Linked DNA regions of Homo sapiens: region 1 is linked to region 2. The links are chromatin loops, found by intact Hi-C in ENCODE. Cell type or tissue: heart right ventricle. All regions are shown on one strand.

The links. Peaks named below come from ENCODE experiments on the same cell type or tissue, not always from the same donor. Only the 100,000 strongest peaks of a DNase experiment are listed, where the experiment ranks them.
Region 1: it touches region 2 in a loop (5-fold over the local background); 58 of 110 quality-filtered maps call a loop at or near these places.

Annotation. Positions count from the first base shown.
Region 1 is chr5:59,669,957-59,677,956 of GRCh38, forward strand. The region is part of intron 1 of PDE4D (phosphodiesterase 4D); the gene reads right to left. Among named protein-coding and RNA genes, the nearest start is that of MIR582, 30 kb to the right of the region's middle. In heart right ventricle, CTCF peaks have their summits at 3,691 (motif pointing left) and 3,892; no DNase peak of the experiment used is centred here.
Region 2 is chr5:59,795,648-59,803,647 of GRCh38, forward strand. All of the region lies in intron 1 of PDE4D (phosphodiesterase 4D), which reads right to left. LOC105378988 (a long non-coding RNA gene) reads left to right here. Exons shown (of 2, transcript XR_001742413.2): 2 at 1-1,353. Among named protein-coding and RNA genes, the nearest start is that of PDE4D, 94 kb to the right of the region's middle. RefSeq lists an enhancer at 4,831-5,361. In heart right ventricle, a CTCF peak has its summit at 4,629 (motif pointing left); no DNase peak of the experiment used is centred here; H3K4me3 peaks cover 1,394 bases; H3K27ac peaks cover 2,164 bases.

The sequences.
Region 1 (8,000 bases), 130 kb before region 2:
CACTGTCTATTCCTTAAAATTTTCTTAAGTTTTACTTTCACATTATGCAAAATTAATTAATGCTCCACTCTGTGGACTCTATGCCACCACACCACTATCAATGAATTCAGAAGAGGCAGTGGGAGTGTTGATAGAATGTAACATAGCATTATGGTAGAGTACAGACTAGATTACTTGTTTCTCAGTTTTCTCCTCTAAAATATGGAAATAATAATAATATATCTAATTCAGAGTTTTTGTGAAGATTAATTGGTTTAATACATATAAAATGTTTAGAGTAGAGCCTGACACACAAGTACTCTGTAAGTATCATCTATTATTGTTTTGTTATTAATAAAGGACTCCATTATTTCACAAGGTAGGTTAAGCATCATTAATCTGAAAATCCAAAATGCAAAATGTTCCACAATCCAAAACTTTTTGAGTGCTGACATGATGTCACAGGTGGAAAATTCCACACCTGACCTCATGTGACAAGTCATAGTCAAAACACAGCCAAAACTTTGTTTCACGTACGAAAGCATTTTAAAATATTGTATACAATTATTTTCAGCCTATGTTTATAAGGTATATACGAAACATAAATAAATTTTGTGTTTAGATGAAGGTCTTATCCCCAAGATATCTCACTATGTGTATGCATGTATTCCAAAATCCAAAAAAAAAATTCAAAGGTTGAAACACTTCTGGTCCCAGGCATTTACAATAAGAGATATTCAACCTGTATATGTTAAACATATACTAATTCTTAAATTTTTTGAGAGAAATGTAATTATAATAAAGTGGAAAAAACTATATCAGGTATGAGTATTAATATTTTGGTTTAATTACTGCAATGATCAACATAGCTACTTTAATTATTATTCTCATGAGAGTTTTTACTTTTTTTTTTTAAATAGATGGCGGTCTTGCTGTGTTACCCAGGCTGGCCTTGAACTCTGGGTTCAAATGATCCTCCTGCCTCAGCATCCCAAGTAGTTGGGATAACAGGTATGCACTATTACAACCAGCCCATGCTAATGAGAATTTTAATGCATATACACACAACATATACCCACACACTTTCAACACACATTTTCATTATACAGAGTGTTTCCATAGGTAGAGTAGAATGAGATATGAGTTCTGGTTATTTAGCCTGGCAACTGCAGCAGAGTCAAATACTGTTAGTGTATCTATCCTGGTTCATGTCCTGTTATCAATACAAGAGGCAAAGTATAAATGGAGATCAGGTTTCCATCTGGTTACAACTAACAGCATAGCCTTGATTGCCTGCTTTGAGTTAGGGGATCAAAGGAAGAAATCATCAGAGATCCAAATAGCAACTCAGGCAGGCAGATCGCCATTTGAAAAAAAATAGTAACTTCTCTACCTTAAGGAAGGATAACTCCTGTTTGGCTAGCTTGATTCCTTTCTAATTATAAAAATAAGCTTGGGGTGAGTAGCAGGGGATAAAAATACAAAGTATCATATAGGAGTTAATAAAGAAAACAATCATGATAATTATCTTTCTAAACAGTAAAGAGAAACCAAGTATTTCTTCATATTAGAAATATAATACAATTTTACAGCCAGGCATGACGACTCACACCTGTAATCCCAACACTTCGGGAGATGGAGGCAGAAGGACTACTTGAGCCCAAGAATTCAAGACCAGCCTGGGTAACATGTCCAAACCCCTTCTCTACAAAAAATACAAAAATGAGACAGGTGTGGTGGTGTGAGCCCGTAGTCCCAGCTATTTGAGAGGCTGAGGTGGGAGGATCACTGGAGCCCAGCAAGTAGAGGCTGCAGGAGCCATGATCATACCACTCCACTCCAGCCTGGGTGACAAAGGGAGACCCTGTCTCAAGGAAAAAAAAAAAAAAAGTAAAGAAATAATTTTTTTCAAAGAAACCCTTTACATTAAAAGCACTACTTATGATGGAATCTTTAGGAAATGCTAGAATTCCTTGTCCCTAGATTTTTTTCTAAAGGATTAAAATCTTCATTTTCTAGGAGAACTGACATTTAAATGTATGATTCCTAAACTCAAGATTTTTAAAAGATCTGAGTTGCTCGATAACTCTATAGCACACTCTTGAAGATGAGATATTCATGGACCCTCCCTAAATCTTGGAAAGTCTTCAGGCTAACGGCAGGGCTGGAGCTAAAGTTGAGGCAGAACCTCATTTCTGCCAGTAACAGCATGCCTAGCCAGGATTAAAAAATTTGCCAAGACCACACAGAAAGAGACTAGATGGTAAGTTGGATTTATACTTCTCTTTGCAACTGAAGGCCATTCTGAACTCCTGCCTAAAGTTGGAGAAAGTGAAGAGAGGCCAAATCCAGAAACCATTAGGGCTCAGAGATAATTATTATGGAAAACCAACAAGCATGTACCTAATGATTCCCCAGAGTCACTCCTAGAGCAAGGAATGAAATGAAAAAGTTTATATCACCCACAAAACAAAGATTCAATGCAGTCAATGAACCAAAGAAGAAAAATTCAGCTCTGAAATGTGATAATAACCTGATATTCCTCCTCAAATCTCTGGATATTTGGTTACATTATAATTTGCTTGATGCACGTATTCTTAAAATACCAACACTCAATTAAATTCATCACCTAAGAAACATGGTCATTAGTAATTATTTTTGCATAATCTCTTTTCATTTTTATTACTGCAAATTTTTTGTTTCTAAGTCCACAAAAGGAAACTTCAACTTGATGTAATACAAAAAGTCCAGAGTGTATCACAAATTAATTTATCTAGAATGTAATCACCATATAGAAAAAATGATGCATATGATCTTAAAATTGCATCCAGGTTTAAAGTTCTATAAAAAAGATAAAGGGAAGGATGTTACTATTCTGAGCTGATGATGTCTTACCATCCCAAACTGTAACCATTGAACATACACATTTATTGACAAACTGCTTTGAAATCATAACAAGATGTCTCACAAATGTATTGTGTTTTGATGCACTAGTGTCTTAGCTGTATGAAACAGCTACATCCATGTTTTTCCATCTATAAAAAGGGCAATGAAAAGATATCCTTTGAGTCACTTTTAACTCAACTTTCTAAGTGTCTCCAATTTTATAAACATGAATCATACTCCTATAAAGAAGTCTTCCACTCCACCTTCACGAGTGTATATCTTTGATCAGGAAGTTTAAATGGACACTCTATATGCATCCTTGTGCTTTTGGGGATCTGACAATCCTTTTTTTGATGGAACAGTAAATGGCCCAACTGTTTGCCTAAGACTAGGCAGAATGCAATTTATCTTCTTGGTTTGCAGAAAATGGCTATGTAAACTTTACCACATTTGCCAGTATTTCCATTCCTTAAGACATAGCTCATTGACTAGGACCCAGTTTTCCAAGCAAGTATAAGATGTTTCCTTGTTACTAGTATGTTTTTGGAAAGCAAAAGAGACCTTCCGAATTACCTCTTAGAGGCATGCTTCACTTTTGTCCTCAGTAATGATTATTTCAATATACTGTTTACAAACCCAATCGTTACTCCCTTTTTGAATGCAAAGTAACACGTGCTAATTGTTGTTTTGATGATATTAGTGAATCAAAACCTTATGGGAAATACAATTGTCTCATCTTCCAGGTTTCTATGTGAAATACTCAGAACTGCACTTGCAAATTCCTGAGCAGCTTCATTCTAAGGGAAGCATGGCGCCATCTAGTGATCATACAGAAAATTACATTTATGCATTTTCTCTCAAAGCTCTGTATTAAAATGATGAGTTGGCCCATACATTAGAATTGAAAGAAGAGAAATAGAATAAAAATTCCTAGAAACTTTACCTAGTTATTTGCTATATGCACCATCCTGCATGGTCATTATTAAACATATATGGGTTATAACAATAATAATATGACATTGTCCCTCTCTTGGGGTCACTTTTTTAACTTCAACTTACCATTGGTTTAGTCATGTAGTTTCCGAAATAAATATCTTCACATGGAACATTTAATTCCAATGAACTATATTTTTGGTTCATTAAAAGTTAATGAAGTTTTTGAAACAATTCCAAATGATCTGTAAAATATATTTACTTAAAAATGCTTCATTTTATTTCTCTAGTGATGCCCTGCTAGGATGCTACCTAAATTGTTAAATATTTAAAAACACAGAGGAAAAAGTAAGATAAAATAAATAGCATACTATTTAGAGATTAACCTATTCCTTAATATGGAAAATTATTCCTCATTGTCAGAATAAAACATATTATTGTATTTCTAGTTTAAGGATAATATTGTACAGATATCAATAGGATAAGATATGCTTGCCTAAGCCGGAATAGATGCCCACTCTGTCCCAGCAGGGTTTTTCCAGTTTTACCCTGTGGAAAGTTCTATGAAGACAAGGACCATGTCTGATGCATCTTTTCATCTCCATACGCCACTACTCACCCAACCCTCGCCCCCACCAGCACAATGCCTAGCATGTCATAGGAACTCAGGATGTTTCTTCAATGAACCAATAAATTAATTTATTATGTCTGTCTCTAAAATCATTATTTAGAGTCTATCTACCACAGGAAACAGCTTTTCACTTTTCTATTGTATGATTCTCTGCTCCTTTTCTGAGATACTCTCTCTACAAGTGGCACCTTATTTGATATTCACACTGCCACCTCCTAAATTCTTTAAAATCTTGAGTATCCATGTCCAAATGGCTTTCTTTCCATGAGTTATCCATCTTACAGAAAGGGCATTATTCATCAACACATCATTTGATGAAATAAATCCAAAAGGGTGGAAATGAGAAACTCTTATTTCTTACTCTTTTCAATAGGTAGTATTAATATTCTGTAACAAGGAGATTTCAATAGTGTAACACATAAGATATTACTCACAATTTGAAACAGGTGCTTTTGGCATTATAGGCACTTGGCCACAATGCATAGTTTAATATTTGTGTGGCTCAAAACAGCTAACTTATCTTGAAATGTTGCAGAGGAAACTTCCTTAATCACATTCTTACTGTCCAGTGACTGAGGTAAATCATGGCATACATGCGTCATTATGAATCACATACTATCTATACCTACACTTCAACTACCTGTAACTAGATTTTCACTATACGGTGTAATGAGTTTCAGTGAGAACATTCAGATAACCCATTCCTCAAGTAAATATTCCAAAAGCATTTTATTTCACTGTAGAGAAAATTTAGAAAAAGTAGATTTCTCCTTCTCTAGTATTGCTGAATTGTGATTCAAATCTATAATACACAGTAAACGTCTCAGAATACTACTACTTTTGAAGTACAAAGATTGCCACGATGTAGAATAGAATGGCTTTTTGTTTTTAACCAACATCCCCATCAGTACATTCAACTCAGCCTTGCAACTCCCACTCATAATGTCACAACTGTTTGTCCCTAAGCTAATTAAGTGTGTCTGCGAGCTGTAGCGTGAGTTATGAAGTTATCATTTCTCCACACTTTATAGCTGTTTGAAGGATATGAAATGGCAATGGACAAACAGTCATGATATTTTTGGCAAAATATCAAATGTTTTTGATGGAAAGTGAAAGGGCTTTGGAGCCCTCTGACCTGGGTTCAAATCCTAACTCTTCTACTTTATAGCCTGAGCAAGTTACTGAACTTAAGTTTCTTTATGTGAATGTGGAGATGCTCTTGGACCCAAAGTTCTAATTTTGGCACATACCTATCTTTAAAAACAATAATAATTTTAAAAGTAATTTTGAAATGTGTTGGTGAAAAACGTAGGCTTTTTTGAAAAAGGGTCTCTCACTCTGTCACCCAGGCTGGAGTGCAGTGGCGCAATCCTGGCTTACTGTAGTCTCGACCTCCCAGGCTCAAGAGATCCTCCCACCTCAGCCTCCCAAGTAGCAGGGACTACAGGCACGTGCCACAACACCTGGATAATTTTTTTGTATTTTCAGTAGAGACAGGGTCTCACTATGTTGCCCTGGCTGATCTCAAAATCCTGGGCTCCAATTATCCTTCCACCTCAGCCGCCCAAAGTGCTGGGATTACAGGCATGAGCCACCACACTCAACCAAAAAATATAGTGTTAAGAGATCACACTGTGACCTATAACATTTATATATTTAGAACACCTTTGGAGCTAACTGAGATTAGGGATCAAGATATATGTATATGTATATACACACACACACACACACACATTTAATAACACAAGCATGCACTTTTGTGAAATAGAATACGTAAGTTCTAAGCAAGGAGAGTGCAAACTGCATTTATTTTTCAAAAACAAGAAAAATACAGTCATAAGAGGTTTTAAGTAACTAGTTTTAATCAATCCATATGGTTGCATACTTAGAGTTTTCTTAGAAATACATTTTACATTTAGCATTGACCTTGGTATGTCTAATATTTTCTAGGTATTTTTCACATATTTCTAAGGGCTAAAAATATTTATTCATTTATACTTTCATTCAGTCAATAGATATTTATTAACAGCTTTCTCTTATCCAAGCACATGTTTGGGAACAGTCAACTTTTGTTTTATGATACAGATTAAACCAAAGGGACATATTAATTTGTGATCAACTAATAAACCAACAGAGAGCTTCTAAAAGCTGAAGGATTTTCTAATTTTACAGAGCATAAAGAACCATTTTATTCATTTTAAATCTCAAACTATGCTGTGTTTCATAAGGAAATCAAAGGATATATAAGGTGTATACACTTAGGTACACATATATTTTTAGATATTTTTTAAATTGATACATAATAATTGTACGTAGGGATGTTTCAATACATACAATGCATAGTGATCAGATCAGGGTATTAGCATATGTTCCAACATTTTTCATTTCTTTGGGACTATTCAATATCCTCTAAGTATTTGAAAATATATAATATATCGTTGTTAACTATAGTCATACTATAGTGCTATAGAACACTACCACTTAATTCCTCCTATCTAGCTGTCATTTCGTATTCTTAACAAATATTTCTCTATCCTCCCCTTCTCCCTACTGTTTCCAGCCTCTAGTAATCTCTGTTCTCCTTTTTACTTCCATGAGATCAACTTTTTCTAGCTTACATTTTTTGAGTGAGAAAGCAGTAGAAAAGAAAATGTGGATGGCTTTAAAAGGAAAAAAAGAGAAAAAACAGCCCTATCTCCAAATACTCCAATCTTGTGAATTGAAAAAAAAAAGTTGAGATCTTTTTTTTTAATCAGTTGCTATCTATTTGTATATATACCCACAGAAAACCATAGTTAAAATGTAGGCATTATAATTCTAAGACATATGTACAGAAAGGCAAATGCTGGGGGGAACATATTAAAATGTTTCTCTGACATTTTGCAGTCTTACACAGTGATTTAATTTATACGCCATCCATATATTAGTGATCTGGACTCTCTTGATCCACCAAAAAGCACCCTACTTAGCATTTATCTAGTGTTTTCTAAGTAGACGTTTAAGGCTCTTTTTAATTAATCATTTTATTAACTCTTGTCACACTAATAGAGACAGCAACCAACCTGAACCATCTAGGGCAGATGAGCAATGGAGATACACAGAAAGCTAAGTTGCACTGAAAATAATTTTTTGAGAAAGAACAACGGGAGCTGTGGAGTTCTCCAAATCATAAGTTATAAAGCTCAGTTAAATTACTTTTTTGTACAATGTAGACAGAAATGACAAAATGGCAGTTCTATATGCCTGTAAAACTCAAACTGACCAAACACTGACACTTGGTAACAGCAGGATGTGTACTGATGTTACTATAATGATGTTTAGCAGAAGAGTTGAAAATAGAAAGGGTTTCCGAATCAGCCCAGCACCAACCAAGTAATCCAGGGATCCAGATCATTCCAATACCCAGTGAGTTGTCCCCTTTGGCCCCTCCTAGGTGTGACCCATCCAAGAGAAGCATTGTATTTCCCTAGTCTACATTGTTCCCACTTTGACACAGCCTATCATATACTTCTCTGTAAGTTTATGATTATCTCCTCCATTAAATTTTTAATTCTTGGGGACCAAAAATCTC
Region 2 (8,000 bases):
TGCCTCGGACCACACTGTCGGCTGGGGTCCTTAGCACGGTACTAGGTCTCCACCTCCATGCACTACCCTGGTTCAGAGCTGGTGCTATGGGTTGAATTGTGTCCCTGCAAAAATAGGCTGAAGTTCCAACCCCAGTACCTCAGAAAGGGACTTTGCTTGGAAATAGGGTCTTTAGAGAGGTAATCGAGTTAAAATAAGGTCATTAGAGTGGGCCTTATCTGATGTGAGGGGAATTCTTATAAAATGGGGAAATGCAGACACACACATATGCAGGAGGAAGGCACTATGAAGAAACAAAGAGAGAAGACGGCTATCCAAGGAGAGAGGCCTGGAACAAATCCTTGCCTCACGGTTCTCAGAAGGAAACAACCTTGACAACACATTACTTTTGGATTTCTGGCCTCCAGAACTGTGAGACAATGCATTTTGGCTGTTGTAAGCCACCTAGGTTGTGATACTTCCTTACAGCAGCCCTAGGAAATGAATACAGCTGGGGACCAGGCTTTTAGTCAAAAGATCAGGGAGGAAGTCTGGTGTCTTGGGAGAAATTTCTAGATTATAGGAGTCACTGAATATCGTAACTTTGAAAAATCCATTTTGAATCTCACCAGAAACACAAAAGCCTGTAGAAATCCAATTATACAAATTTACAGTCTAGAAAAGGAAAAAAAATGAAATTACTCTTCATGCACATTTAAGCAGAGTTTAGGACTGGAAAATAAACAAGGCTTTGGTAACTGGGGAGTGCAGTGCTAACAACACAGTTGCAGGTATGTGGCTGTGTGGGTTTGAGCTTGGCTCTGCCTTTTACCAACTCCGTGACCTTCAGTCACTGCCCCCACTGTCTTCAGCTTTCTCCAAAAAGAGTGTTGTGTGTCCTCTTGGAGGCCATACCCTGGGGTGCTCAGCACAGGGTTTCACACACAGTGACTATTAACTGGATTTTAGCTCCTATTATAATTACTAATAGCAGATAATTGCCTTATTAAAAAAATTAAAGGCAAGCCCCCAAAAGTTAAGAACATATGTACTTGTTTGCTTTTTCATCTTCTTAGATGACACTTATTTTAAGTTTTCTTTGTATGTAATTCATTCTAGCTCTCTTATTCAGCAGTATTTCTTTCATTTGAAAACAGCATAATATTTAGATGCCAAATGTGATCATCAAATGCAAGAATATGGATATCCCACTAAGCTATCTAGTTATGCTCAAACCCAAACAAGTAGAAAGCCCTTATGTACAAAGTGATTCTTTTCATGAACTTGGAAATTTTTCAAAATCAGGTTGCTGAGTTCTGATTTGGAGCAGCCTGTCGCAATACCAAATCACCTTTGAATAAACTTATCCTCTCAGCTTTTATTGTTCAGAATTGATTTCGAGGATAGAAATTCCATTTCCTTGTCATATATACCTGAGCCGTTGCATCAAATTGTCAGATCAAACCTAAAATGCAGCACTTCGCAGATGGAGGAGAGACATTCTCTCTAAAAAAAAAAAAAAAAAAGTCAACCAAGTCAGAAGTTGTGAAGCTGCTGAAAAAAGCAAAAATAAACACTCTTAAGCAGGAAAATAGAAGACCTGTTGCTTGTGGGAAATAGATTTTCTAGAAGTTAGATCAGCTGGAAATATTGTCATGGACATGCCAAAAGGCAAGTGAAGGAAATGTACTGAATGTTGTTGGCTTTGCACTAAGAGGATCTCAGGAAGCAGTTCACAAGAGTGCCACCACATGCATGGAAGGACCAGCTCGTTAGATGCTTTGGGCAAATAAAAATTTTCTGTAGAGTTATTTTGTTCTGCTGGAGCCATTAAGTGCTCCTTGCTACATGAAATGGTATATAGCCCTTCAAATGGGGGCATTTAGCAATATAAAATATATTTACCCTGTCCGTTCTTGAGGATCACTCTTTAACTGTAGAGAATATGTCTTCTAAGGCACCAGAGACATCCAGAGATAGAGGGCTGCTGATATTAATAACACATAAACTTTGGGTGAAGGCATAGGGGAAGCCAGCCCTCACTAGAACTCCACTATGCAGGCACCCCGATCTCACACTGCCAGCCTCCACAACCGTGAGAAAATAAGCATCTGTTGTTTAAGCATACCCTCTCTTCATAGGGATTATTGGAGCCTAGAAGAGTGCATGGACACTTTTCATTATTATTATTATTATTTACTAGATTATCACCCCAACAGAATAGGAACTGAATTCCTTTTTGCAAGTAGGTGTTCAATAATTATTTGTTGAATGAATGAATGCTATGGCTACTATATGGAATTTCTAGGTCAAATAGGAGCAGAAGGCTGGGGGTATGGGGGCTTGCACTTGTAATCCCAGCACTTTGGGAGTCCGAGTCTGGAGGATCACTTACACCTAGGAGTTACTAGCCTGGGCAACATAGGGAGATTCCGCATCTACAAAAAATAATAAAAAATAGCCAGGTGTGGTGGCCCGCACCTGTAATCCCAGCTACATGGGAGGCTGAAGCAGGAGGATCACTTGCACCTGGGAGGTTGAGGCTGCAGTGAGCTGTGATTGCACCACTACACTCCAGCTGGGATGACAGAACAAGTCTCCATCTCTCTCTCTCTATATATAAATGCCTGTGTGTGTGTGTGTGTGTGTGTGTGTGTGTGTGTGTGTGTGTTTGTGTGTATGAGACGAAGAGCAAAATTCAATTTAGTCATCGTACCCACATGTAATCACCAAAAAATTTTTTTTAAAAGCTATTTATAACCAAAAATATCTTCTATCAAGTTGTGGTAATATTACATGAAAGCCCATTTTGTTCTGCTGAGCACTTGCGTAGTTCTGGGAGTTAAAAGGTGGATGGAGCAGGAGAGACGTAAAGCACTAAATGCCATTAAGTAAGAAAAATCTGGAGTTCCTATAAGCAATTTTTGAAGTAGGAGAGGTACGGAAGGGTAGGAATGAAAGAAAAAACCCAAGCAAACCTAGCAAAAGGCTAACACCTTCCATATAGAAATCACTGGGTAACTGACTTTTTAAGAATATGAAAGTCTAAACACAGTCACTTCTCACATTATGGTGAACATTGCTTCCATTTCTTCAAACCATCAGTAAAGTGTGGTACAATGCAGAAATCCCATGTGTGAACAAGTTTTGTTTTGTTGGGGCAGAGGGAAGGCTGGTGGTTGGGAAAACTAAGGAAGGGGCTCAGTTCTACCTTGAGCCTCTGTGGTATGGAAAAAAGAGATGATGACAGCTACTGTGAGAGAACTCCTAAACGCAACCAATTTGGCTGAAGCAGAGATGTGGGGCCTGGTGTGATCAAGGATTCATAAAAGCTTTGGAGAGAAAGCAGAACTTTTCACAATCTGTACGATGGGGATTGCAGCCAATTTTATTTAGCCCTCAGGAAATAGGGTGACCCCAGTTGACCCCCAGGGGAAAAAATTCCCTATCTCATAAACAATAAAAATCTTAACTAAAGTTTAATATGATAGCAACCAGAAACAAGGCTTCCTGTTGTCCTCAGACAACCGAAAGTTCATATTCACACACCCAAGTAACCACACCCCCAGCCCCTGCACTGTGCAAGTGAACAGTTTCATTGACAACTTTGGGGTCTGTTTTGATCTTGGAGATCTTGGAGTTAACTGCAGAGAATGACTGGAGTGGATTTTATGAAGAGGTATTTTATAAATGCTTATGTGTAATGATGAGGGAAATTGAAGAAAGTGAAACAAACAGTAAAACCACATGGGAAGAATTCCCGCAGAACATGAGAAACAGAACTTGACTTAATGAATAAAATAACAGATGGCATCTCATTTTTTATTGGGTGTGTAAAGAATGAGAACCTGAAATGCAGGTTTGGTTATTCAAGTGAATTAGTAAAGGAGATTTATGGTTTTGGAAGAATCAGCAGTCATGGGGGGGCAGGAAATGGTTATAAGTGACTTTTAGATTCTGTGCTTGGGTGACTAATGACAAACATAGCATAGTAAACCATCGGACCATATCATGCAAACAGGCTGTGTGAATTAATTTTGTTTTGCTTTGTCTTGCTGGGGAAATTAGAAGGCTTAAACAAAGCAGAGAGAAGACATCTATTGGATTGTCCAAAATACTGTAAAATTTTGGCAATGTGGTATCTATACCAGGCAACTACAACTTCTGTCTTATTTGGTTTAGATACCCAAGGAAGTACAGGGGTACTCTGAAATTTACTTCGAGATACAAATCTTCAATTATTCACAAGCTGGCAGCACAGGTCTTTAAGTCTATTGTCCTTGTACTTCCCTAGAACACATCATCTTGGCACCAGATCTGCTTTACCTCTCAGAAGTTTAGAGCAAAATTCTACGAAAGGCAGGACTTTTAACACTCCCTCACTGTGGGGTGTTTAAAAAGACTATTATGGGGAGAAAAATGAATTGCTGAATAAGTAGTATGTGGAAGAAAGGTCTGTGTTGAATGAAGGGAGGTCTAGTCATTAAAAAAGAAAAAGAAGGCTCAAGCCACAGAGTTTTTATCGTGTGCCTCAGCCACTGGGGAAACAGTTTCAGTGCAGTATTATATATGAAATGTTTCCTATTAGAATCAAAGTTCCCACAATGGAACATGTGCGACAATACTAACTAAACACTACCATCTAGTGGCCAGTTTTGAGAACTACAAAAGCTCGCAAAGTGCATTAAAAACACCGTGAAAGAAATGCAACAACCAATGAAAAGATGTTTAATTTTCCCTTAGTATCAGGGAAAATAATTGATCACACTATATAGTAAATGAAGATATGTGTATCAAGTGCTGCTATTCTCAATTACCCTTAAAACTTAGATGGGCTTGCAGGGAGTCTCAAGTGCATGTTTTGCTGTTTATAGCACCAGTGTAGAGATATTTCCACCAATGACAAATAGGCTGTAAAACATAAAATCCTTTAGAAAAGTGATAAAAATACAATCAGTATGAGGACTTTGCTTCCTCTTCCCCTCCCCACCCCTACCCCCCTACTATCCCTCACACCTAACACCTCTCACAAGTTGCTATTGTATAGCTGGCATAGCTGGAGGAGTAGAAAGAGTGAGCTCACAGTCAGCAAAGCTGTGTGGTGCCTTTGTTCCACACACTTCTGGCTGTTTGAGCCTAGGTTAGTCACTTAACCTTTCTAAGACTCACTTTCTAAAAATACGCAAATATGTAAATTGTTGCTCTTCCAGTCTCCCTGGGTTTAGGGGAAAATAGAATGTGTACAAAAATGCATTGTAAATGCAAATGTGCCATACAAAATTGCTATTAGTTTTAAAATCTCTAAGTGAGGATGATGAGGATGTGAATCTGATATTTGAAGGTGCTAAACATTTTTTTAATTTTTTTTCAAAAAGCCATTTTTCTTAATATTGTTGATTTCCTGAGACAAATATCTTTGATCTGGGTTGAATAATTGTGGGAATTCTCAAGTTTATCCTGCCCCTATACACGCAGCAAAAGAAAGCTAATTAACTTGTCCAAATTTTTACATTGAATCAAAGACGAGACTGAGAACAACTGTCATAGCTTGAGTGTTGAAGTTTATCAATCTAGGAATCCTATTGTGTTGTTAATGTTTCCCCAGTAGTTTCAGTAAGTAATGTAAACCCATGAATCTAAATTATAAAATGGCTACAGGTAAACCATGACACCAAATTTCACTTCATATTTCATTATTCTAAGATACAAGGGCAGAACCTAAAGAAAGGGTAAAATAAAATGGACTTACATTAGACTTACTGACACCATCATTATTTGAGAAAGAGCTATTTCCTAGGTATATTTTAGGAACTTATCTGGTGATATCTATCTATCTACTAACTTTAGGAGTGGGGTGGAATTAATTCTTTTTACAAGATTAGTGAAGTTAGAAACAACTAGTTTCTAATTGATTAAATGTAACCTATTTTCAAGTATCTTCATATGACTGAAATCAATCTGTTTTATTTTCCAAACCAGTGGAATAGACACAGAGTCATTACAACCAGAATGACATGGCATTGTTACAAATCTTAGTATTAAAGCAATACTTCTGTTTTTATGTATAATTATTTTATAATGGAAAATGTCCCTCAAAATCAGACGATTTGTTCCACAATGAATCATCTACTCCAAACAACTCTGTTCCAATAATTAATGACAAGAACAACAAACACTTACCCACCAGATCCTTATGGTAAAGCTAACTTCAGACAGGAAATGCAGAACTCAGCAGAGTTCATTATTTTTCATTTCTAGATCAGAACAAGTTTATCTAAGACTCCAAATAAAGTTCATGCTTTGTGCAACGTGCAAATGACAGTTCATTATATTTTCTTGTTTCACAGAGAAAAACTCAGAAGGAAAACATCTACAGGAGATACAAATAAAGAAGGGCTAGGTGTTTCTGAAAATAATCTTCCAGAAAAAAAAAGTGGCCCTCTTGAAACTCATCAGGAAAAAAAGTACTTAAGAAACTCTAAAACATTTTTATGTGTTAGAATCACCGGGGTAATTTTGGCAATCTCTATGCCCAGATCACAGCCCACATCAATTAGAAGAGAACCTCTGGGACATGAAGATCAGTTTTTTGTTTTGTTTTGTTTTTGTTTTCATTTTTTTTTTAAAGTTCTCTAGGTGATGCCAACACGCAGCCATATCCCACAAACACTTTAGTTAAGAAATACATACTTTGAAGCAGGAAAGTAATGCCCTTTTTGGGGAAAACAGTCATTATATGATCACAGATTATTTTTATAACTTCCATATTCTTTTTTTTTTTTTTTTTTTTGAGACAGAGTCTCACTCTGTTGCCCAGGCTGAAGTGCAGTGGCGTGATCTCAGCTCACTGCAACCTCTACCTCCCAGGTTCAAGCGATTCTCCTGCCTCAGCCTCCCAAATAGCTGGGATTACAGGTGCAAACCACCACGCTCAGCTAATTTTTGTATTTTTAGTAGAGAGGGGGTTTCACCATGTTAGCCAGGATGGTCTCGATCTCCTGACCTCATGATCTGCCTGCCTCGGCCTCCCAAAGTGTTGGGATCACAGGTGTGAGCCACTGTGCCCAGCCTCCATATTCTTACATGAGCAAGAAGCAAGAATTCATTTTATCAGTATGTAAATTGTGAAAAAAACACATGCAGGTGAGAAGCAGGGGCTATAAGGATGAAATCAATGGGCCAGCAGAGAATACAGTGCATGAATTCAATAGTCCCTGCAGTGCTCCCTGCTAGGCAGTGCAGGGATATAGACAAATAGTGGCCTGATGTCTTTAATAAGCTGATAAATAGTTGGGGCCACCAATATGTAAACAAAGCAAGAACATAGAAAACACGCTCCAAATGGGTTACAAGCAGAGTTGTGGTGTAGGGCAGAGGAAGATAATAGATGCTAATGATTTAGGATGGTAAATACGACAACAAGAGTACAATCTCTACCTGGTTGATTCCAAGGAGTTTAAAAACGTAAATGCATGAATGACCAGAGGAATCCTCACCAGGGGAGTACGGCACAGGAATATAAACGTGACTTGATGTGCAGGCTCTAAGGCAGTGGTTCTCAGAATGTGGAGCCAGGTCTGCAGCGTCACTATCACCTGGGAGCTCATTAGACGGTACATAATTGGATCCCACCGCAGACCTACAAAATCAAAAATTCTGGGGATGGGGCCTAGAAACTCCTTTTTTTTTTTTTTTTCAATTTGTCTCTGCCACCCAGGCTGGAGTGCAGTGGCGCCATCTTGGCTCACTGCAACCTCCGCCCCCCGGGTTCAAGCGATTCTCCTGCCTCAGCCTCCCAAGTGGCTGGGATTACAGGTGCCCGCCATCACGCACAGCTAATCTTTGTATTTTTAGTAGAGAAGGGGTTTCACCATGGTGGCCAGGCTGGTCTCGAATTCCTGACCTCAAGTGATCCGCCTGCCTTGGCCTCCGAAAGTGCTGGGATTACAGGTGTGAGCCACCGCACCTGGCCCCAGCAATGAGTTCTTACAACCACTTCAGGGGATTCTGGCACTCCAGGT